Regions from separate parts of the Mus musculus genome. Here region 2 is linked to region 1. The links are chromatin loops, found by intact Hi-C in ENCODE. Cell type or tissue: left cerebral cortex. All regions are shown on one strand. Each heading gives the region's core, and the rest is flanking DNA. Links, peaks and the distances in the headings are about the cores only.

The links. Hi-C counts contacts between places; a loop is a spot of excess contacts. Peaks named below come from ENCODE experiments on the same cell type or tissue, not always from the same donor. Only the 100,000 strongest peaks of a DNase experiment are listed, where the experiment ranks them.
Region 2: it touches region 1 in a loop (2.3-fold over the local background); 7 of 42 quality-filtered maps call a loop at or near these places.

The regions. Positions count from the first base shown.
Region 1 is chr12:85,725,480-85,736,595 of GRCm38, reverse strand. No RefSeq gene overlaps it. Among named protein-coding and RNA genes, the nearest start is that of Flvcr2, 16 kb to the left of the region's middle. In left cerebral cortex, for the core only: a CTCF peak has its summit at 6,991 (motif pointing right); DNase peaks (open chromatin) are centred at 6,540 and 7,018.
Region 2 is chr12:85,663,134-85,674,249 of GRCm38, reverse strand. No RefSeq gene overlaps it. Among named protein-coding and RNA genes, the nearest start is that of Batf, 18 kb to the left of the region's middle. In left cerebral cortex, for the core only: no CTCF peak of the experiment used is centred there; a DNase peak (open chromatin) is centred at 5,363.

The DNA.
Region 1 (11,116 bases), core at 3,911-8,910:
TTAGTAAAGACAATCTTTTAGTGTGCTTGTTGTGTCTCTGAATGTGTGTGTGTGTGTGTGTGTGCACTCATGCACATGGGAACATGTTCTTGGGCTCCTGTTCCATGTATCACCAGCCCTCCCTCCATGTCCCTCCATGCTCAGCACTGATGGCTTGTGCTGACAAACTGACTTGGCCCCAAGCCATAGATCCTACTTCCTGTCAAGTGGCTTCCTCTGCAGCCTGGTTCACCCTACTGTGCTGGCCACAAAGCTTCCAATGGAATTTCATTCCAGTGCTGTGTGTCCCGGGGTCCTGCTCTGTTGACAGAGGGACCTTGGGGCCCATGAATGCTTTGCGGGTCTGGAATCCTATTGCCAAATTTGATGAGTTCCTACATATTTTATAAAGGAAGTAAGGGGTCTGTAGTTTGTAAAAAAAAAAAAAAATCTTTAGAGCAATCTAGTGACCCCCAAGTGTAAGAAATCACTGGTTTAGATGGCTGATTTACATATTTCAAGTATTAAAAAAAATCTACAATGGGGCACATCATTGGGTGTCTGTTGTTAATATCAACACCATGTTTATTTTGTCACTATGGCAACCAATAATATGTAGTTGTATTAGTCGGGGTTCTCTAGAAGAACAGAACTGATAGAATGAATCTATCTATTTATCTACCTATCTATCTATAGAGAAAGGGGAATTATTAGAGTGGCTTATAGAGTGTGGTTCTGCTAGTCTGACAAAGACTGCCTACCAATGAAGTCCCAAGAATCCAGTAGCTATTCATTCCCAAGGTCACATATTAATAAAGACATCAAAATATAAGACTTTTTTTTTGTTTTTTGGTTTTTCGAGACAGGGTTTCTCTGTATAGCCCTGGCTGTCCTGGAACTCACTTTGTAGACCAGGCTGGCCTCGAACTCAGAAATCTGCCCGCCTCTGACTCCCGAGTGCTGGGATTAAAGGCGTGAGCCACCACCACCCGGCAATATAAAACATTTTACAATCTTAAAAAATTCCACAGCCTTAAAAATTCAAACACTTTAAATGTCATTGTCTCTTTTAAAATATCCAGTCTCCGGGACAGTGATGGCACATTCCTTTAATCCTCATATTTGAGAGGCAGAGGCAGGAGGATCTTTGTGAGTTCAAGGCCAGCCTAGTCTACACAGCAAGTTCTAAGACAGCCAGGGCTACACAAAGAAAAAAAAAAAACAAAAACAAAAAACCCAGTCTCTTTTAAATCCAAATCCTCTGTAAAACCTCAAAGTATATTATTATTATTATTATTATTATTATTATTATTCCTTCTTTGGTTTTTCAGGACAGGATTTCTGTATAAGCTTATCTGTCCTGGAACTGGCTTTGTAGATCAGATTGGTCCTGAAATCACAGAGATCCACCTGCCTCTGCTTCCTGGGTGCCTCCATACCCTGCCTTTAACAAATATCTTTGTTAAAAGTTTAAAGTCTCTTGGCTTTGGGCTCCTGTAAAATAAAAAACAAATCAAATGCTTTCTTACCAGGGCACGATCACAGCCTGAACAAAGCAAAACCAAACACCAACAGCGTAAATAACTCGTGTCCAATATCCAGGATTCACCTACAGTCTTCTAACTCCTCCGAAGGGTTTGGGTTACTTCTCTGGCCCTGCCCTCTGCAGCACGCACAGCTTGTCTTCTAGGCTCCAGCTGGCTCCACTCCACCACTGATGCTGTCCTTGGTGGTCATTCCATGGCACCGGCATCTCCAAAATACCGGGACTTCTGCAACTGGACTAATGCACTTTCACCAGTAGCCTCTCCTGGACCTTCATGGTGCCAAGCCTCAACGTCTCTGCATGAGTCCTTTAACCACCTTCACCAGTGGCCTTTCCTGGCCTCTCACAGTGCCAAGCCTCAGCTGCTCTCCATGACCCCCTCACGTCTTTAAAACCAGTACCACCCGGGTGACTCTTACACTACCAAATTTGGCTGTCTACTCAAGGCAAAACCTTGGCGACCTCTGGAACACAGCTCCTGTGTGCTGACTTTCAGGACACTCATTTCCAGAAGATTCCGCTTTAGTAGTACTGACCTATTCTGTTTGTTTTTTAATTTATTTTACATATATGAGTACACTATAGCTTGCCATGGACTCGGCCCAGTCAGCCCCCCTCAGTCTGTGGGAATCAGGGGTTCCGGCAGATGGGCATAGAGTCGGCAGAAATTGGGGTGACAAATAGACTGGACACAAGGGAGTGTGCTGGATCTGAATGTAATTTGTCAAATCATTTGTCTAATCAAGCATCAAACTTTTTACACAGAAGAAAATAGGGAAGTTAGGTGACACAATGACAAGGTACAATGAGGTTACATAAAACAGAGGAATGCAAACATGAAGGACTGGCAGGAACCAGCTGAGATAAAATTCAGTGTTAACAACTGGGAATCAAAAGCAGCTCCACCTAAGGTCAGCTTAATCTTAGAAGTCAGGGGCAAGGGCTTCATGCCCTTGCCATAGTTCCTATTCTAGTCTATTGTATAGTCCACCTCCTCCTTGGGCCATAGTAAATACGGGTGTAACTCAGCTATCTATAGTTCTAAGTATCTACTCTGGTTCCTCCTTAGATCACAAACTTCCTTCTTCCCAGATAATGGTAAATTCCTGTGTAGGGCAGTAATTTAGCTATCCATGCCCAGGGTCGGATTAAGGACTGCCTAGAATCTAATTTAGCTATATGTCAAAAACATCAGTCCTTAGGAGCACTTATAATAAAGCAATATTAAGGGAAAGCACACAGATCCCATTACCAACTAAAGCAAGGACACTGGAGCATTCATTCTACAGGATGCTATGGTTCCAGGAGACTAAGTTTCTGTGAACTTTTCACCTTGGGACAGTGCCCAGGTTTTGGGGGCCTGTCGCGCTTGTCACTACTGAAGTGGATGTAGCAATAGCTGTCCTCAAACACATCAGAAGATGGTTGTGAGCCACGATATGGGTGCTGGGAACTGAACTCAGGACCTCTGGAAGAGCAGTCAGTGCCCTTAACCTCTGAACCATCTCTCTGCTAGTTTCATGGCTCCAGTTAACCAACATCAATTGTCTCAGTTTTATTTCGATGGTGCTGGTCTCTTGTAATTAGTTGACAATTTGGATCCAGCTGACTAGCACAGAGTCTTAATTCAAAATAGCAAATATGCAGCTGGTGGGGGTGTGGGAGTGGCACATGTCTTTAATCCCAGCACTCTCGGGAGGCAGAGGCAGAGGCAGAGGCAGAGGCAGAGGCAGAGGCAGAGGCAGAGGCAGAGGCAGAGGCAGAGGGAGAGGCAGAGGGAGAGGCAGAGGCAGAGGCAGAGGCAGAGGCAGAGGCAGAGGCAGAGGCAGAGGCAGAGGCAGAGGCAGAGGCAGAGGCAGAGGCAGAGGCAGAGGCAGAGAGGCAGAGGCAGAGGAGGCAGAGGCAGAGGCAGAGGCAGAGGCAGAGGCAGAGGCAGAGGCAGAGGCAGAGGCAGAGGCAGAGGCAGAGGCAGAGGAGGCAGAGGCAGAGGAGGCAGAGGAGGCAGAGGCAGAGGCAGAGGCAGAGGCAGAGGCAGAGGCAGAGGCAGAGGCAGAGGCAGAGGCAGAGGCAGAGAGGCAGAGGCAGAGGAGGCAGAGGCAGAGGCAGAGGCACAGAGAGGCAGAGGCACAGGCAGAGAGGCAGAGGCGCAGAGAGGCAGAGGCACAGGCAGAGAGGCAGAGGCGCAGAGAGGCAGAGGCAGAGGGATCTCTGTGAGTTTGAGGCCAATCTGGTCAGCAAAGCCAGTTCCAGGACAGCCATGGCTACATGGAGAAAGCTTGTCTTGGTATGCAGCAGGCCTGTAAAAGCTTTAATTCTCAAGCTTCCTTCCAAGCTTTTATAAGGCAGGCCACCATCACCTGCATTTCTCTCAACTCCTCTCCTCCAGGTTCCCACAGAACCACTCACCAAGTTTTGAACAATCCTGTTTTCTGGGGGGTTTTTTGTGTGTCTTTTCCACCCAAAGCTCCAAAGTCTTTCCACAGTTCTTCCAAAAACAACACGGTCATGCCTGTCATAGTCATGCCCCATGATCCTGGTACCAATTTCTGTCCTAATTAGGGTTACTGTTGTTGTGATAACACATACAGACCAAAAGCAACGAATGTGGAGTTTGTTTGGCTTACACTTGCACAACACTGTTCATCATGAGGGAAATCAGGGCAGGAGTGCAAGCAGGGCTGATCCTGGAGGCAGGAGCTAACCCAGGACCACCTGCCTCAGGATGGCATGACACACCATGGACTAGGCCCTCCTCCTTCCATCAATAATTAAGAAAATACCCTACAGGCTTGCCTGCTTGTAGGCGTTTTTCTAACTGAGGTTTCTTCCTCTTGGATGACTATAGCTTGAGTCAAGTTGATGTAAAACTAGCCAAGATGGGTTTTACAATAGGAATTGTGTATGTTAGAGGCAAATTTTGAGGACTAGACCAAGAAGCCACTGGGTTGATTTTGGCCAGAATGAGGCTCACATTTACTGAGAGGGTTGCTATTCTAAAGAGGATTAAGACCCTTTATCCTCCTTCTATTCACCACATAGTGCTGAGGTGTGGAAAGTCTTTTGGGGTACCACTTGGCAGGAGTCTGACATTGGCTAAGGGCAAAGAAGTGGGCTTCAGACAGGAATCTGACATTGTCCTAGGACAGGGAAGTAAGCTCAGGCAGGAATCTAACTTTAGGCTGTGATAGGAAAGTAGGATAAGGCAGGAATTTTAGTCTTAGGGTGGAACTAGGACTCAGGCAAGATTTTTGGGCTTGGAGGAGAAAGTGGGCTCAAATATTTCGGTCATTATGATAAGCCCTTTGTAACAACTATCAGGAGTAATCACAGGATTTAGCTTGCCCAAAATACTTGCATGTAATTAAAGTGGTATTAAAAAGTGGGTTGGAGCCGGGCGGTGGTGGCGCACGCCTTCAATCCCAGTACTTGGGAGGCAGAGACAGGCGGATTTCTGAGTTTGAGGCCAGCCTGGTCTACAAAGTGAGTTCCAGGACAGCCAAGACTATACAGAGAAACCCTGTCTCAACCACCCCCCCCAAAAAAAAGTGGGTTGGAAAATAAAAATTTGCCTTCAGTCTCAGAATTGACTGGGGTTACCCTACAATGTTGTGTGTCTTTTTTCTTTTTAATCCTCACTCCCATGCTGGAGAACCTGTTGACTGACTGAGCGGGCTTGGTCACTGAGGCCCGTGTCTGAAGGGGAAAAGAACACTGGCTTTCTTTCTTTTTTTTTTTTTTTTCTTTCAATTTTTTATTAGGTATTTTCTTCATTTACATTTCAAATGCTATCTTGAAAGTCCCCTATACCCTCTCCCTGCCCTGTTCCCCTACCTGCCCACTACCACTTCTTGGCCCTGGTGTTTCCCTGTACTAGGGCATATAAAGTTTGCAAGACCAAGGGGCCTCTCTTCCCAATGATGGCTGACTAGGCCATCTTCTGCTACATATGCAGCTAGAGACATGAGCTCTGGGGGGTACTGGTTAGTTCATATTGTTGTTCCATATAGGGCTGCAGATCCCTTCAGCTCCTTGGGTACTTTTTCTAGCTCCTCCATTGGGGGCCCTGTGTTCCATCCAATAGATGACTGTGAGCATCCACTTCTGTAGTTGCCAGGCACTGGCATAGCCTCACAAGAGACAGCTATATCAGGGTCCTTTCAGCAAAATCTTGCTGGCATATACAATAGTGTCTGCGTTTGGTGACTGATTATAGGATGGATCCCTGGGTGGGGCAGTCTCTGGATAGTCCATCCTTTCATCTCAGCTCCAAACTTTGTCTCTCTAACTCCTTCTTTGTTCCCTATTCTAAGGAGGAATGAAGTACCCACACGTTGGTCTTCCTTCTTCTTGATTTTCTTGTGTTTTGCAAATTATATCTTGGGTATTCTAAGTTTCTGGGCTAATATCCACTTATCAGTGAGTGCATATCAAGTGACTTCTTTTGTGATTGGGTTACCTCACTCAGGATGATATCCTCCAGATACATCCATTTGCCTAAGAATTTCATAAATTCATTGTTTTTAATAGCTGAGTAGTACTACATTGTATAAGTACCATACTTTCTTTATCCATTCCTCTGTTGAGGGACATCTGTGTTCTTTCCAGCTTCTGGCTATTATAAATAAGGCTGCTACGAACATAGTGGAGCATGTGTCCTTATTACCAGTTGGAACATCTTCTGGGTATATGCCCAGGAGAGGAATTGCTGGATCTTCTGGTAGTACCCAATTTTCTGAGAACTCCTCTTTCACGGTTCAGGTGTCACGGACCTGGACAAAGAGAGAAGATCCAGAAGGAGCTATGTGCAGGGAGTGAAAGCGGGGAAGTGCTTCTGTTCACCTGCCCATTGATCACACTCATGTCCGCATTTCAGTTGAGACTGAAATCACTAGGCAGCCACACATTTCAGATTGAGGTGACTCCTCACTGCCATAAAGGTCAAACACCCTGTGCTGACACAGCTCCCCCTCCCCCACCGACTTGAGTCATTGTGTCTGAATGACTGTGCTGACACAAACGGGCCTCAGCTGGTGAATCCAACGGACAGAAGAAGTGGGGCACGGGGCAGGGCAGCCTGGCAGAGCAGAGACACTGGGCACAGGGGTTTTCTCTGCTCTGTGACCAGAGAGCTAGCTGGTTGCTTGATGACTAGAGCCGAACACGACAGTACAGAAATTAGAGGACTTGCCATAGAGGAGGTATGGGATGAACTTTGACCCTCACATCAAATGTCTTCAAGGTGATATGTGGAGGCCAGGTGGAACCCCCAAACTGTTGAGAGCTTCCTGTCAATCATTTATGACTCCCTTTATAGTGAGCTTTGGGGGTGCCCAGAGAGGTGGAAGCTTACATCCAGAGATCACAACTGTGCACCCCACTCCTGGCAGAGCAAGGAAGGTATGACCATTGGCCGGAACTTCAATGGTCAGCTCAGCGTGAAACAGGGACCAAAAATTGGCACGTGCAGTTCTCCATCTTATCGCTAGGTGGCAGCACTACCTAGGTGCTGTCCCCGTGGTTCTGTGTACAATGTGGAGCTAGAGAACCTTCCTTAGCGTTTCAAGCCTGGCCCGAAGATCCCAGCTTTGGGGTCAGCGCAGGCCAGCCTGAGTCCTGTGTTCGCACTTAATTAACACGGGCAAACCAGGTAGCGTCTTTTGAGGCTGTTTCTGTATCTAAGATGAGGGTTACAACAGTTCCTGAAAACATCACGAAAAGAAAAATAGGGCCAAAAAGGATGCCACCGGCAGTCTCTGCCAACCCTCGGAGCACATTCACATCCCTCCCCCATTGCAGTTATTTTTATTATTTTGTCCTTCACACTCACCCCAATGCTCACTTCAAACAAGCATATGAAAGCATTTTGAGGTAGGGAGAGAGAGGGCAGGATTGCCATCACTCTGAAACTGTAAGTCCCTTCCCTCTACAGGCTGACTTGGTCATTATGTCTCATAACAGCAATAGAAAAGTCACTAATACAGAGGAGGGAAGAGGGACAGAGGGACAGAGGGACTAGGCCGGTGAAGAACAGCAGAGTCCCAGAATCTTCTGCAAGGGTGCACCTTCAACGACCTAAGGAGCTCCTCTTGACCCTTGTATTTGGTTTCGGATCAAGGACAAGAGACCCAAGTGTGGATCTTACATACCAAAGCAGACCTGGCCTCCAGATTCTCCCAGAATCCCTCAGTCTCTACCTGGCATACCCTGCCCCCAACCTTGAACTTTCTAGCCCAGGGTCTGGGCTTTGGCTGTCGTGTCCCCCCCCCCCCCCAATCTCTTCCCTGTAAAATCCAGACATTTTCATCTCTTTTTTTCCTACTCTCTCAAAATGTTGAAATGTCATTGCAAGTCACCTCAGGCCCTCTTTCTTATCTTCATTGAGTTTATTAATATTGAACTCCAGATTATAAAATGAGTAAAGTCTTTCTGACTTTGAGGGGTAAACTTGACGATAACCCTGCCTAAAAGAGCCACGGAACCCATGGGATATCTGGGTTGCAGTTTTTAAGACATTGGCATTCCCACTTGTGATCCGGCCAAGCTTTTTTTTTCTCACACTTGGCACTGCAGTATTTGGCGGTTCGGCACAGAGAACACCACACCATCTTTTCTTTCTTTTGCCAGGGCTTCAAAAAGGTTAAAAGTAGACAGCGGCAGCTGAGAATCATCTGTGATATGTTATTTGTCCGCTGCCAGGGAAATGAGCCAATTCAAGTCAGATTATATTATATTAAAGTGGGTTTATTGAGAAGCTGCTCTCGGGCAAATTCACTGGCTCCAAGGATTGAGGCCAGGGGAGTCGCCATGGTGAGGGATATGGGAGGATGCACAGGAACACACACACACACACACACACACACACACACACACACACACACACAGAGAGAGAGAGAGAGAGAGAGAGAGAGAGAGAGAGAGAGAGAGAGCAAAACGTTGGAAGGGAAGAGCCTGGGGAGGGGTAGGGGCAGTGTTGGAAAGTTCAAGGCAGGGTTTGCCAGGTAGGAACTGCGGGATGCTGGGAGAATCTGGAGACACAGTCTGCTTTGGTATGTAAAATGTGTACCTCTGTCCCATGTCTCTGGTCTGAAACCAAACGCCTTGAAGAGTAAAGCTTCCACTATATTCCAATAACGTCATCCTGGAGACCAAACCTTCAGTTGTAAAGCTCTGGGGTTTCAAATCCCCAGCCATTATTTAAAGGCAAGCAGCTGTATTTGGTGTAGGACGGACCAATGCGCCTGAAGCTAGAGGCTGAGCTCAGCTTGTTGTCATGGTTCCTGCTAGAAGCAGTAGTGGTTGTCCAGGTCGGCTAGCTGCTCTGGGGACTGGTGCATGGTTAGCAGAATGCCTGGCTTCTAGTAGGGCATAGGCATCCCAGAGCTCACTCAGGGAGCCCTGAGTGTCAGGACCCAGTGTCCCTCTATGGGAAACCCATATATAGCCACTATCTTTGGTTTGTTTTAAAGATTTGTTTATTTATTTAGTTCATGTATGTGGGTACACTGTACTGTCTTCAGACACACCAGAAGAGGGCGTCAGATCTCATTACAGATGGTTGGGAGCCACCATGTGGTTGCTGGGAATTGAACTCAGGACCTCTGGAAGAGCAGTCAGTGCTCTTAACTGCTGAGCCATGTCTCCAGCCCTGTCTTTTGGTTTATGACTTTGCTGGAACAATATGTTTAGCTCACAGATACAAGGGAAGGTACAGAAGGTAGCAGGAACCTGGACAGCTACACGAGTTCCCTGGTCAGGGCTCCTCCTGTGGTGGTGAACTGGCCTCACCCTTCCTTCTCTGAGAGCTTTCTCTTGAAGAGTCAAATTCCCAGGAGATGTTCTCATTGGCTCAGCCTGCATCACATGATTGCACCTTAATCAGATAAATCAAGCCCTCTTGATTATCCGTCCTTTGCCTAGAAGGAGGCAATTCTTTTTTAAAAGTTTATTAGCAAATTCATTATACATAATGGGGTTCATTAAGATAGCCTTATATGCATAATATAGTTTGATCATAATTACCCACCAGTACTATCTTTTGTCCCTCTCCTGTCACTGGTCACCTTCCTCTTTTTGAGGCAGTCCCTTTCTACTCTGTAGGTCTTTGGTGACTGCCTGAGGGCCTTCCCCAGTGGAGGGTCCTTGATGACGGGGCAGCCCGAAGAGGAGATAAGAGGAGGGGCGGGAGGAGTGAGTCAGGCGATGGTGTTCTGGGGAATCTGACAGCTCTGACTGACTAGCAGTCAGGTGCTTCTTTATATAGGTTTCACAGAACAAGGACAGACTAATGGTTATCTAAGAAATATAGATTATGGTTGATTTTTTTTGTTACATGTCCAAGGTTACAAGTTCAGTCACAATTAGAAAATACAAACAGAACCAGGTATTATTATTATTTTTAAAGATTTATTTATTATACATATAAGTACACTGTAGCTGACTTCAGACACACCAGAAGGGGGCATCAGATCTCATAACGGGTGCTTGTGAGCCACCATGTGGTTGCTGGGATTTGAACTCAGGACCTCCGGAAAAGTAGTCAGTGCTCTTCACCGCTGAGCCATCTCTCCAGCCCAGGTATTATTATTTTTATTATCAGCCCTATAACTTCAATTTAAAGAATCTAAAGAATGTCTCCTCCAAATCAAACACATTTATTATATGACAGCCTGCTTGGAGGTTGGCAGTGTTTGCAGTTTGAAAGCACTCCAGACAAACAGAAAATATCTGAATTGGTCTTTTTAGGAGTAACAAATACCAACGCCTAACTTCTTTTACTATATGTTTCATCATCCTTGCTATAAAGTAGGAAAGGTTTATTTTAGTCAATCTCTCTTATTTACTGAGTTCTTTTTCCCGGGAGTGTACCCTCTATGACCCCCTATCTTTACACTACATTTACAAAGAGCTCTAAGCTATAATTAAAAGAGACCTTAGTCTGTAACCTATTCTCCTGGCCAGTCAGAGTTTGTTATTGTCTCTGTTTACTCTCCACCAATTATACTGTTAGAGTTTGCTCAGGGGCAGACACCCCAAGAAGATTCCTGGAGTAATGGCCTCATCTAGCTATGTGCTTATCTGTGCTTATCTCCAGGGCATAAGGCAGACTTCCAAATAGAGCCAGATAAAGTTAATTCTAGGATTTTCCTAAAAAAGACCCAGACATAACTTTTTCAGGAAAAGACATAAAATGAATCATAACGCAGAAAGCCCCCAGGACTTCAACAGACAGAGACCAAAACCCAAAAGTTAGAGACAGAAGGACAGCGGGAAGGACAGCGGTTGGCTTATCTTTGCTGGGACTGTGTCAAGAAGCTGTGCTGGGGACTTCATGACTCTCACCATTTCTGGTGGATATGGCCAGGTCAAGGTGACCTAATGAATTTGGTTACTTACAGGAGTGTGGGTGGAGGGTTATTTACAGCAACATGGGCATCTTACCAGTGGCTACATCACTAAAGAAAGTGCTCCCCCAACCAATCACTAACTACTTACAGATCCTGGTGGCGGGTGTGTGTGTGTGTGTGTGTGTGTGTGTGTGTGTGTTGGGGTGGGGGTTCTTGAGCTCCAGCCTGCTGCTCCCTGACAACAGGG
Region 2 (11,116 bases), core at 2,599-7,598, 61 kb after region 1:
TTTGACAGTGGCCAAATTACAGTTATGAAGTAGCAATGAAATAATTCTGTGGTTGGGTTCACCACCGCATGAGGAACTGCACTGGGTCACATTAGGAAGGTTGAGAACTACTGAGCTACAGTGCTGGTCTGACGGAGCTGCCCACACATCCTGTACAGATCTCCAGAATGGCAGCGAGCTTAACCCTTCCAGTAAAACTAGAGAATGTGGGCAGAAAAGATTCGACAGTTTTCTTAGGAAAGATTGCAGTTCCTCTATGGGTGTTAGAATGTGCGCGCATGTGTGTGTGTGTGAGTGTATGTGCACGTGTGAGTGTGCATGTGACCTTACTTGTACTCTGCCCCTCTCCTAGAGATATTACTCTCAAGTGTACAAAAATTCATATTGATAATACCTTAAGCTAGACTTGGTAGTGAACATCTTTAATCTCAGCACTCTGGAGTTGAAGGCAAGTGGATCTTTGTAAGTTTGAGGCCAGCTAGTCTATATAGCAAGTTCCTAAACAGCCAGGGCTACATAGAAAGACCCTGTCTCAAAACCAACCAACCAAACAAACAAACCCAAGCCAAACCAAACCAAATAAACAAAACTTCCAAACAATACCTTAACAAAACCTCAATGAAACATGCGTACCCCAGAAACCCTTGACATCTTGCCTGTATCAACCCAGTCCTTCACTCCTAAGTGAAGGGACTCAAGCCAGCCCGAGCATGGCAAACATGGCCCTGGCAAAAGCTCATTAGAGTCTATTCCTAAAGCCAGTTCCCAAGGTCTATTTCTGTATTTGGCCACTTCCTCCTCCTGACACTTACCACCAAGGTCCAGCTATTAACGTATTGAAGACCAGCAATCAAAAGCCCCCTTTGCCCCACCTAATTAACATACCCAATTAAAATTAAACACCTCATCCTAGGAAGGGATTTCCCCTTTTAGCTTTCTAAACCACCATTTGCCTATGGGCCACATCTGTCTCCTCTTTATCCAGAGGCAGTCTCCCTTGTGGACAAGTATCCCTTGCTCCTCTCCCTTGCTCCTTTCTCCTTCTCTCTCATCCCCTGCCTCTTGTCTTTGTCTCTCATCCCCTGCCCTCTGTCTCTCTGGGGCAAATAAATCGCCTTTGTGCTGAGAACGTGGTCTTGCGTGTCCTGAGCCTATACTGACCATTCCTTTTACTAAGGATAACTGGTGTACAGCCAAGGGTTAGGAGGTGCGTGCCCTAAGGAAATCACTGCACAAAAGACCGGGATACAACAAATCAATTGACTACTGACCCAGGAGAAAAACAGAGCTAACTCACTGTTTAAATTAGTCTTCTCAGAAGTCCTTAAGATACGGCAGTCAAGACGGGAAAAACTGTGTAAGATCCGAGAAAGGAAGTGAATGGGTGACTGAAATGAGAAGTAATTTTGAAGAATTGGAAGAAAAAGTATAAAAGTGCTCACCTGGGAGGAGCATTTGATTAGTAGGAGTTTTTGGAAGCAAAGCAAAGCAAAGCAAAGCAAAGCAAAGCAAAGCAAAGCAAAGCAAAGCAAAGCAAAGCAAAACCACATAAAAATCAGGAAGCCGTGGAGATGGCTCAGTGGGTAGACACTGAGTCTGACATCAGTTAGATACCTGAGACCCACAGTGTGGACAGAGACAACCTCCTCCTGTGAGTTGTCCTGTGACCCGCAACACACATACCATGTCATGCACATGTGCACATACAAATAAATGTAATTTAAGAATTTAAAGCAACTTTTATAAAGTCCATAAACATAGAAAGATATATTAGACTAACTAAAGATATTTTCCCAAATTTAAAGAAATAGGCAGGCTGGAGAGATGGCTCAGCGGGTAAGAGCACTGACTGCTCTTCCAAAAGGTCCTGAGTTCAAATCCCAGAAACCACATGGTGGCTCACAACCACTTATAATGAGATCTGAGGGAGAAAATCAAAAAAAAACTTCTGGAGAGAAATAGCTGGTAACTTATCAAGGTGGGGGGCACACATGGGCATTGAGCTTTGTATTAACACTGGCAGGAGACAATGAAATAAAGCCTCCACAATTCTGAAGAAGAAAGATGCATCACCTTGTAGGTAAAATTCTATATAGCCAGAGTACGGTGAAGCTTAAAACAAGCAGGAGACACTCGGAAAAATAAACTGACATCCCCATCCCTTTCTCAAAAAGCTCCTGGAGGACGGGCTCCAGACAGATGAAAATACGCCTGGGCGTTGGAGTGTCGGGCAATATGACCCAATATGCAAAGAAAAGAAGCATTAAGACTGTTGAAAGCAGTGTGAACTCACCCTAAAACAAGCAAACAAAAACAAAGAAAGGAGGAAAGGAAATGAAGGAAAAGAGGAGAGGAAGGGAGGGAGGGAGGGAGAATTATCTTCTTTTTCTTTGTCTTTTTCTTTGTCTTTTTCTTTTTCTTTTTCGGTTTTTGGTTTTTCGAGACAGGGTTTCTCTGTATAGCCCTGGCTGTCCCGGAACTCACTTTGTAGACCAGGCTGGCCTCGAACTCAGAAATCCACCTGCCTCTGCCTCCCAAGTGCTGGGATTAAAGGTGTACGCCACCACTGCCCGGCTAGAATTATTTTCAATGTGCTTAGAGCAGAAGCTGATTGATCACACACGCACACGCACACGCACACGCACACACACACAGTGCTACCTCCACACCAAAGAATGTAATAGATGGGTGTATTAGCAGCAAAGGAGTAGAGATCACAGGTTTGTCAGACAGCCTGACTCCCTGGATTTGTTGTTAGTGGTGACTAATAACTCTTTTCCTGGTCAGACTGCATGCTCCAGCTGCAGCGTCCTCCTCCTCCTCCTCCTCAACTTGGCTCTTCTCTTCAGGATGGGTCGTCTGGATTGGCCCCCTTTCCCGATGGCCTAGCAACTCTTATTCTTAACATCCCCAGCTCAGTTGCCATCTCTGCCAGAAGCATTCTGAAGCAGCTGGCTGGCTGCCCTGGAAAGACCACCTATCTCTCTGTGTGCATTCCTTTATCACTGCGTGCTCATAAGGATGAGAACGGCCCCCATAGATTCATATATTTGAATGTTTGGTCTGAAGTTGGTAGAAGTGTTTGGGAAGGATCAGGGGGTGTGGCCTTGTTAGAGGAGGTTTCAAAAGCCCTTGCCAGTTCTTTCTCTCTCTGCCTCCTGCTTGTGGATCAGATGTAAACTCTCAGTTACTGCTCCACCTCCATGCCTGCCTAGCTGCTGGCATAATCTCTGCCAAAATGGTCATGGACTCTAATCCTCTGGAAGAGTGAGCCCCGGATTAAATGCTTTCTTTTGTAAGCTGCCTTGGTCTGAGTATCTTATCCCAGCAGTAGAGAAGTAACTAAGAAACACAGCTTGATCACCACTCTGCTGTGAAATCTTGCCCTGTCCTGTTCTGTCTTGTCCTGTTCCCCTCTCCCACAAGCCATGAGCAGACAGCCCTGTTCGCCTCTGTTCTCTAGTACCCAGTGCAACACCCAGGGTTGAAAGGAGCACTGGGGTTCCTTCACTTTCATTCCAGTGCTGGCTGGGAAGCTGTTGATTTAAAAACCTCTGCCAAGGCGGGGGGGTTGGGGGGCTGGGGAGATGGCTCAGTGGTTAAGAGCACCAACTGCTCTTATGAAGGTCGTGAGTTCAAATCCCAGCAACCACATGGTGGCTCACAACCATCTCTAATGAGATCTGACGCTCTCTTCTGGTGTCTGAAGACAGCTACAGTGTACTTACATATAATTAATAAATAAATCTTAAATTAAAAGAAAAAACCCAAACCTCTGCCAAAAAGAATAAGTAAATAAATAAGTAAATAAATAACATTTTTCAGGGTCCCATTCCCTCTGGAGCTGAGGTTAAATTATGACCTTCATCCTGTTCTCTGGTTTCCCTTTGAGACACAGAAGGAAGTTTCTGCCCCCTACTGCATTATGGGTCTTCCAGCACGATTCATAACCAAGGACTTCCCCCTGGAGGCTCAGTCAGAGGCTGGGCTGAGCCAGCTCTTTCTGCAGAAACTTGATAACATCAGAACAGAAGGGTTCCGGGCAGCAGACTGCCCTTGTGTGACTGGAGAGCTGGAGGTCCCCTCTTTCTCTGAAAGCTTGCTTGCTCTCCCCCCTTCAGTACCCCGTGCTTCTATCATTTGAGTTCAAACCATCAGAGATTCCCAAGAAATGTCTCAAAGTGGCAATCTCAACTTAGAAGACAGACTCTGGTGGGTCTAGCCTGAGCCAGGGTTCCATCCCCGTCCAACTCAGTTCTTGGTCTTACTTACACACATGGCTGCCAGGGGCCTATTCCAGTGAAGGGAGACCCAAGAACACGTGCTCTCAAAAGTGTCACTGGAGGAAGTAAAGAAAGAGGCAGAAAAGAAATAGAGTTTTTATTTAGGGGTTACATGCCTTTTTTTTAAAAGAGAGCTTTAAAAAAAGATTTATGTATTATTATATGTAATAAGTACACTGTAAGCTGTCTTTAGACACACCAAAAGAGAGTGTCAGATCTCATTATGAGTGGTTGTGAGCCACCATGTGGTTGCTGGGATTTGAACTCAGGACCTTCAGAAGAACAGTCAGTGCTCTTAACCACTGAGCCATCTCTCCAGCCCCAGGGCATATGCTTTAAAAAAAAAGTCTTAAAAGTAAGGAGTCAGCTTTTGGGGTCTCACCAAGTGCCCAGCAGTCCTGCTGAACCAATTCTGCACTGAGAAATCTGAAGGACAGAAGACGAAAATCTAACAGCTGGGGGGGGGGGGTGTCACAAAGAGCCTAAGGTGGCATCAGAAAGAAAGGGGAGGGAGATGTAGAGCCACACGTCCAAAACATATTTACATATTGCGTGGGAGAGGCAAAGAGGGAGGAAGGGGAAGGCCTGGACTCACCTATTCTTTGTCCAACCCTCGAAGCCTGAACACATTCCTGGTGGAACTTTCCATCAAGACTGGCTTTAGGGGAGCCCAGGATGTGGAAGAGCTGGCTCGGAGAACCAGAATCTGAGAGTTGTTGCCAGGGACCTGGTCCTACTTGGCCACTGATAAACTGTAATATCTTAAGATGCCCCAGTGACCTCATCCCTGGGTGGCAATATGCCTCTGTTTCTGGGGTTACCTGGCAGCTTCTGGTACAATCACGGGGGTTGCGAAGGCCGGGGTGTCTCCTCTCCAGCAGCTCTGCACACTGCAGGACTGTCAGTCTGCACAGTGAATATCCCAGCTGCCTCTGAGATATTCACTGGCATCCTGCAGCCATTCTCCATGCAGGAAGGTTGAAGCCTATGGTTTCTGTTACCAGTGTTTAGGGTAACCGGCAAACTGGGAATGAAGCAAATCTCATCAAGAGTGGGATAATTCCAGACTGCTGTGGGACTGGAAATCTGCCAAATTTGCCTGCAGGCAAAGAGGCCCAAAGAGCTCCAAATATCTCTATACTAAAAGACAGAGGGGAGGAGGAAAAGAAACAGTGTGAGGGGGACGATCATGGGAAAGAAGAAAAAGCTCTTGAAATAGGACACAAATAAAATAAACTGCCGGTCATGATGGTTTACACCTTTAATCCCAGCTCTCAAGAGGCAGAGGCAAAGATCTCTGTGAGTCTGAGGCCAGCCTGGTCTACATATCAGATGGTGAGTTCTAGGACAGTGGGTACTATGTGGAGAGACTCTATCTCAAGAGATCAAGAGAGAGAGGAGAGAGGGGTGGGGAGGAGAGAGAGAGAGAGAGAGAGAGAGAGAGAGAGAGAGAGAGAGAGGGAGGGAGGGAGGAGGAGGAGGAAGAAGAAGAGGAGGAGGAGGAAGAAGAGGAGGAGGAGCAGGGGGGGAGGAGGAGGGGAGGGAGGAGGAGGGGGGGAGGAGGAGGAGAGGAGGGGGGAGGAGGAGGAGGAGGAGGAGGAGAAATGGATATGTGTCTGGGTGTTTTCATCCATGTATGTGAACACCATTTCCATACCTGGTACTTATGGAAGAGAGAGGTCACCATCAGATCCCCTGGAACTGGTGTTACAGAGAGTTGTAAGCTGTCATGTGGGTGCTAGGAATGGAAGAACCCTGGTTCTCTGGAAGAGCAGCCTTAGTCAGCTGAGCCTTATCTCCAGCCCAGACAAACCAATTCTTTTAACTTCTGAGAACCAGGCAGAGACTACCAAGCTCCAAACTCACCTCCCTGGGTCTCCACATACTAATGAAGCGGCTACTTTCTATGCTCAGATAAAAATCTCAAGGCGTCGGAGGTCAAATGTCAGCAATTAGAAGGATGTTGAAACTCCTTGCAGGACCAGTATTAAAAGAAGACACTGAGAGTCGGACTGTCTCTGGTCCATGTCTGTGAATGCACGGAAAAGTCAGAAGAATTTTCACCTTGTCTTGGCTCACTTTCTGGTGCTGTAACAGTATACCCAACACTGGGCGATTTATAAAGAAAAGAAGTTTATTTAGCTCATATTTCTGGAGGCTGGGAGTCCAAGATGAGATGCCTGTTGCCAGGGAGGACCTGCGCTGTCTTGTAACCTGATGGTAAGGTGGATGGGCAGGTAAAGGCATGCCAAGAGACAGGACTGTACAGCGGATGGGTTTTGTAACAGCCAATTCAGTACCAAGAGCAAAACCTCGTTCTTGTTCTTGTGAGAATGGCCCCATTTCCAACTTTTTGTAATTGACACTTTGATTATTATTATTGTTGTTGTTGTTGTTTTAAGGAACAAGGTTTGCACAACAAAAGCTTGTGAACCTGATAGTCCTTGTAGATCTAGACCTTTGGGTATAGAATTTAGCATTGCAATACATAGCAACAGACCGAACCTCAACAGTTTTTCAAGTCAGGATTTCTCTGTGTAGCCCTGGCTGTCCTGGAACTCACTCTGTAGACCAGGCTGGCCTCTAACTCAGGAGTCTGCCTGCCTCTGCCTCCCAGAGCGCTGGGATTGAAGGTGTGCGCCACCACCCTAGCAACTTTATTATTATTTTAATGACTCAACTACTTCTTAAACCTCCCACCTCCGACACTATGCCAAAGGCAATGGGACTTCAACAGACATTTCAGAGACAGACCACATTCAAAGCACAGCCTCCTGCTTACAAGGAAGAACGGCCGATCTAGAGTCAGACAGACCAAATCAAATCACAGTGCCTTCATTTGTTAATCATGTGACTTTGGACAAATTATTGAAATTTTCAGCGCTTTAGTCTTCTTTTCTAAACATGACGTTGTTGTGGGGGCATGTGGTGTGGAACATTCCATAAATCTACACTTTGGGTGTAGTTGTGAGCCATAGTTACTGCTATCATTAGTAGGACAGCATACAACATCCTTATCATCTGTGTGTGCCTCAAGGGCAGGGCCTCAGGATGTGAACCGGGCCGGGCCCCTAGTTGTGGTGGAACAGGGCACACTTGCTGATGGGAGTAGAGCACACTTAGAAGGTGCTTCTTTCTGACTTTTCCAGCTCCATTTATCATCGTGTATGTGCACACATTTACATATGTGCTTTTAGATCATTGGAAATTTCCAATATTGCATAACTGACCTCAAAAATCAAACACCGGCTTCCAGAAGTTACGTCAGCCACCATTCATAGAGAATCTTTTCTCCCAGGTCCCATTCAAGCACGTTACAATCAGAGTCTTGTGTGAGGCTCACGGCCCCCGGGCAGGTGGGGCGTGGTAGAGGACTCCATTTTATGTAAGTGGAAGCTGGGCTTGCTCAACATTGTGCCATGTCAAGAAAGATGAACTTAATACTGTGAATACAGTCGGGGTACAGCCTGTATCTGGGGTGAAGAATGCCGAGGACAACAGCCGAGATGATGTCCTGGTATGACTTACTGGGCTGATTGCTATTGTGTGTTTTCACGCTGGTAAATGATCTGGTGGTTAAATACTCTGGATTTAGTATCTGGTAAGATACCATAGGGCGACATTGATTTCCACTTCCTGTTGTTGTCCATTTCCTGTCTTCCAGGTGGAGACAGGCTCTGCAGCCTCCGCAGTGACAGACTGGGAAGCTTGTGACTGTCGGAGGGACATGGAGAGTGTCCCACCGGTGCCCCTGCTCCTCCAGGCCCACCTCACTTTCTCAGCTTCTTTGCCAACTGCACAGGGTGAGGAGGGAGAGTTTGGGGGAAACCCCTCTTCTGGTTCAGGTTGCCCTTTGTTCTTCGTAAAGCCCACTGCAAGCCTACTCCTTCAGAACCCTAGATTTTAGTTTGTTTTCTTCTCTCTTTTATGAATCAGCACAGAATTAACCTCAGTGGGATAAGGACCCTTCTAGAATACAGATCTTACTAGGGCCCGTTGCTCCTGGGCCTACAGACTTCTCCACCTTCAGGTTCCTGCCCCATCAAGGGCACAGACCTATGTTTTCTTCAGCCCAGGCCCTCACCAATCAGCCCTTCCTGTCTCCAGGATCCTGTTCCATCCCAAAGATGACCTGAAGAGCCCTCATAGTCAACATACACTATCACGAAGGGGAGAGGCTAGGGGAAAACTGTGGTCCGTCCTGCCCCCAACTCACCTTTCATGAGGCTTACTCTCCACAGGGGCCCTACAGGAGCTAAGCCTCTCTCCCCACCCTACACCAGGCACAGCACCAGTCCCAGGCAAGCAAATGGAGCCACAGTTTTTGTAGTGCCAACGGAATCCAGAAGTGCTTTACCAAGGTCACTAGGCAGGAGGGTGAGGCTAGGATTGGCAAGGGAAAAGGACAGCCATTTTGTTACCACCCTGTATCCAGAACAGGTTTGTAGCCAGAAAAAGGGAGCAGCCTAGTGAGGTACAGAGACCTGAGGAGTGCTCAGAACCCCCAAGAGAGACTGTGTAAGCTGGTTTCAGTCCCAGCCTCACTCCTAATCTCAGCATAGGACAGATTCACTGATGACAATGGCAGAGAAAGGACAAACAGAATGTTTTAGAAACACTAAAAACTGTCTCCAGTAAAGACTTGGGCCAGAATAAACCCTGGTTATTTTGTTAATCCCAGAGTCTATCAGAGTGTCAGAGACATCATGTGACTTGCCTGGATTTCTGCTGAAGATTTTTTTTTCTCTTACCACAATCCCTATGTAAGCTACTGCAAAGATGTTGAGAGTTGAACAATACACAAACTCTAAACAAATAAATACCATCCATTGTTTTAGTATCTCGATGGTGATCGGTTTGGCCACGAGTTCAAGCCTAGGCACTAGTGGACATAGGCTCAGAACAGACTAGAGGGGATTCAACTACATGAGGCTCTCATGGGGGGCCAGGTGTAGAGGCACTGACGACCTGTGACCACACACAGGGTCTCAGTTCCACTCTTAACGAGCAGAAGTTCCAAATCAACCTCAAAGGGCTTTCTAGCCCTGTTCCTAGAGCTGCTGTCCCACGATTCTGAAACTCACTGTGGTGGGGGCGGAGGAGCCTAGGAGACCACTATCAACTGCTTCCTCCGCCCCCTACCCCCCATCAGCTTGCCCACCTTTATCCATGCCACAGTTGCCAGAGCCCTGCTTGTAGAAGGAACCTTATAGGCTGAGAAGTCAGCTTGGACCCACAGTCAGGAGCCTGGTGTCCTGGGAGAGATGCAAGCATAAACATTAGAAGTCTGCCGTAAGAGGGAGGAAGAGGGTGGGGGCTATCCCAGTACACACCTAGAGAGTCAGTTTGGGTGCCAGACCATCCATTGCAGGAGACATGAAAGCAACCTGGTCTGAGGCCCCAGGGCCTCAGCCTGCTGCACAGTGTAAGCCTTCATCTCCCAGGCTCCTTGCCAGGGAAGTGTGACCACACAATAAGTTTTAAGTCAGTGCCACATGAACAGTTCAGAAGTACCAGGGGGAATCCTGGCCTGTATCAGAAGCAATGATGGAAAGAGCCTGGACTCCCCCTCCCAAATCACCCATCTACCAAATGACAGTGCCTCTATGTACCACTGCAGACATGAAAAGAGAGATGCATAAAGCCACCTCCGTGGTGCCTATCTGTGGCGGCAACTGGAATCTCCCTCATTTCAACCAAGTAGGAGTGGGGAATAAAAATATCTTTTTCATTTAAAATATATCAATAAGAGCCATCCCCATCAGGATGGGGCTGCTGGGAGCTGAAACAGAATCAAACTCTACTGTCCAGCTGCTGTGCGGCCTTTGGAAACTCAGCCTGCCTGAATCTTGCTTTTCTTGGTTGCAAAATGAAGATAAGCTATCTCTTCTGAGATGGCTAATATTGTCAATTGGACAGGATCTAGATCTGCCTACAAGACAAGCTTTGGGCCCTAGATTAGATTAGCCTCTCCGGCAGTATCTAGATTGTGTTCCCGGAGGTGGTTGGTTGGTACAGTTCTATGGGCTGGGGTCCTGGGCTGAATAAAGAGAAGAAAAGCTGAGAACAGCACCCACCCCTCTCTGATTTCTGACTGTGGCTGCAGCGTGATGGACTGCAGCCTTGATTCCCCCACAGGGTTGGACAATACAGGTCTGTGAGCCATGGCCACAGGAAAAGCGACTCGGCTCCCCTGCTAGTGGCTGGGGGTGGCACAGTGTGTGTGTGTGTGTGTGTGTGTGTGTGTGTGTGTGTGTTAAATCCCGAAGGCATGCTGGGCGTGGTGGTGCACACCTTTAATCCCAGCACTCAGGAGGCAGAGGCAGGCAGATTTCTGAGTTCGAGGCCAGCCTGATCTACAGAGTGAGTTCCAGTACAGCCAGGGCTATACAGAGAAACAAAAAAATCCCGAAGGCATGATGACAACCCCCCCCCCCCCCCCCCCGGCAGATGAAGGACAGAGAGATGGAGCAATTAGCTTGATACAAAAACGTCTGGGAGTGGAAGGCCAAAGCAGAAACCTCCTCCTACTTCAGGAGAAACACTGCCTTTAGCATTTGGAAAGGTGTGCTTGGTGGACTTCAGCAGTCAGGACCCTAAACAAAAACCAAATGCGGCTCCTCTGTGAGAACGTGGGCTCTCAGCGCCACTACTCAGGCCCTTTCGGGTCTGCAATGAGCTGGGATCTTTTGGAGATTAACAAGATCGACACTTCCACCGGATCTTGAAAAGGGTCACACCCGAGTACCTCACTGAATATAAATGGCCCTCAAACTCGGAAAAGCAAGCCAGTTCTAAGAAACCGGGTTCCTGGGAAACAAAATAGAAATAGA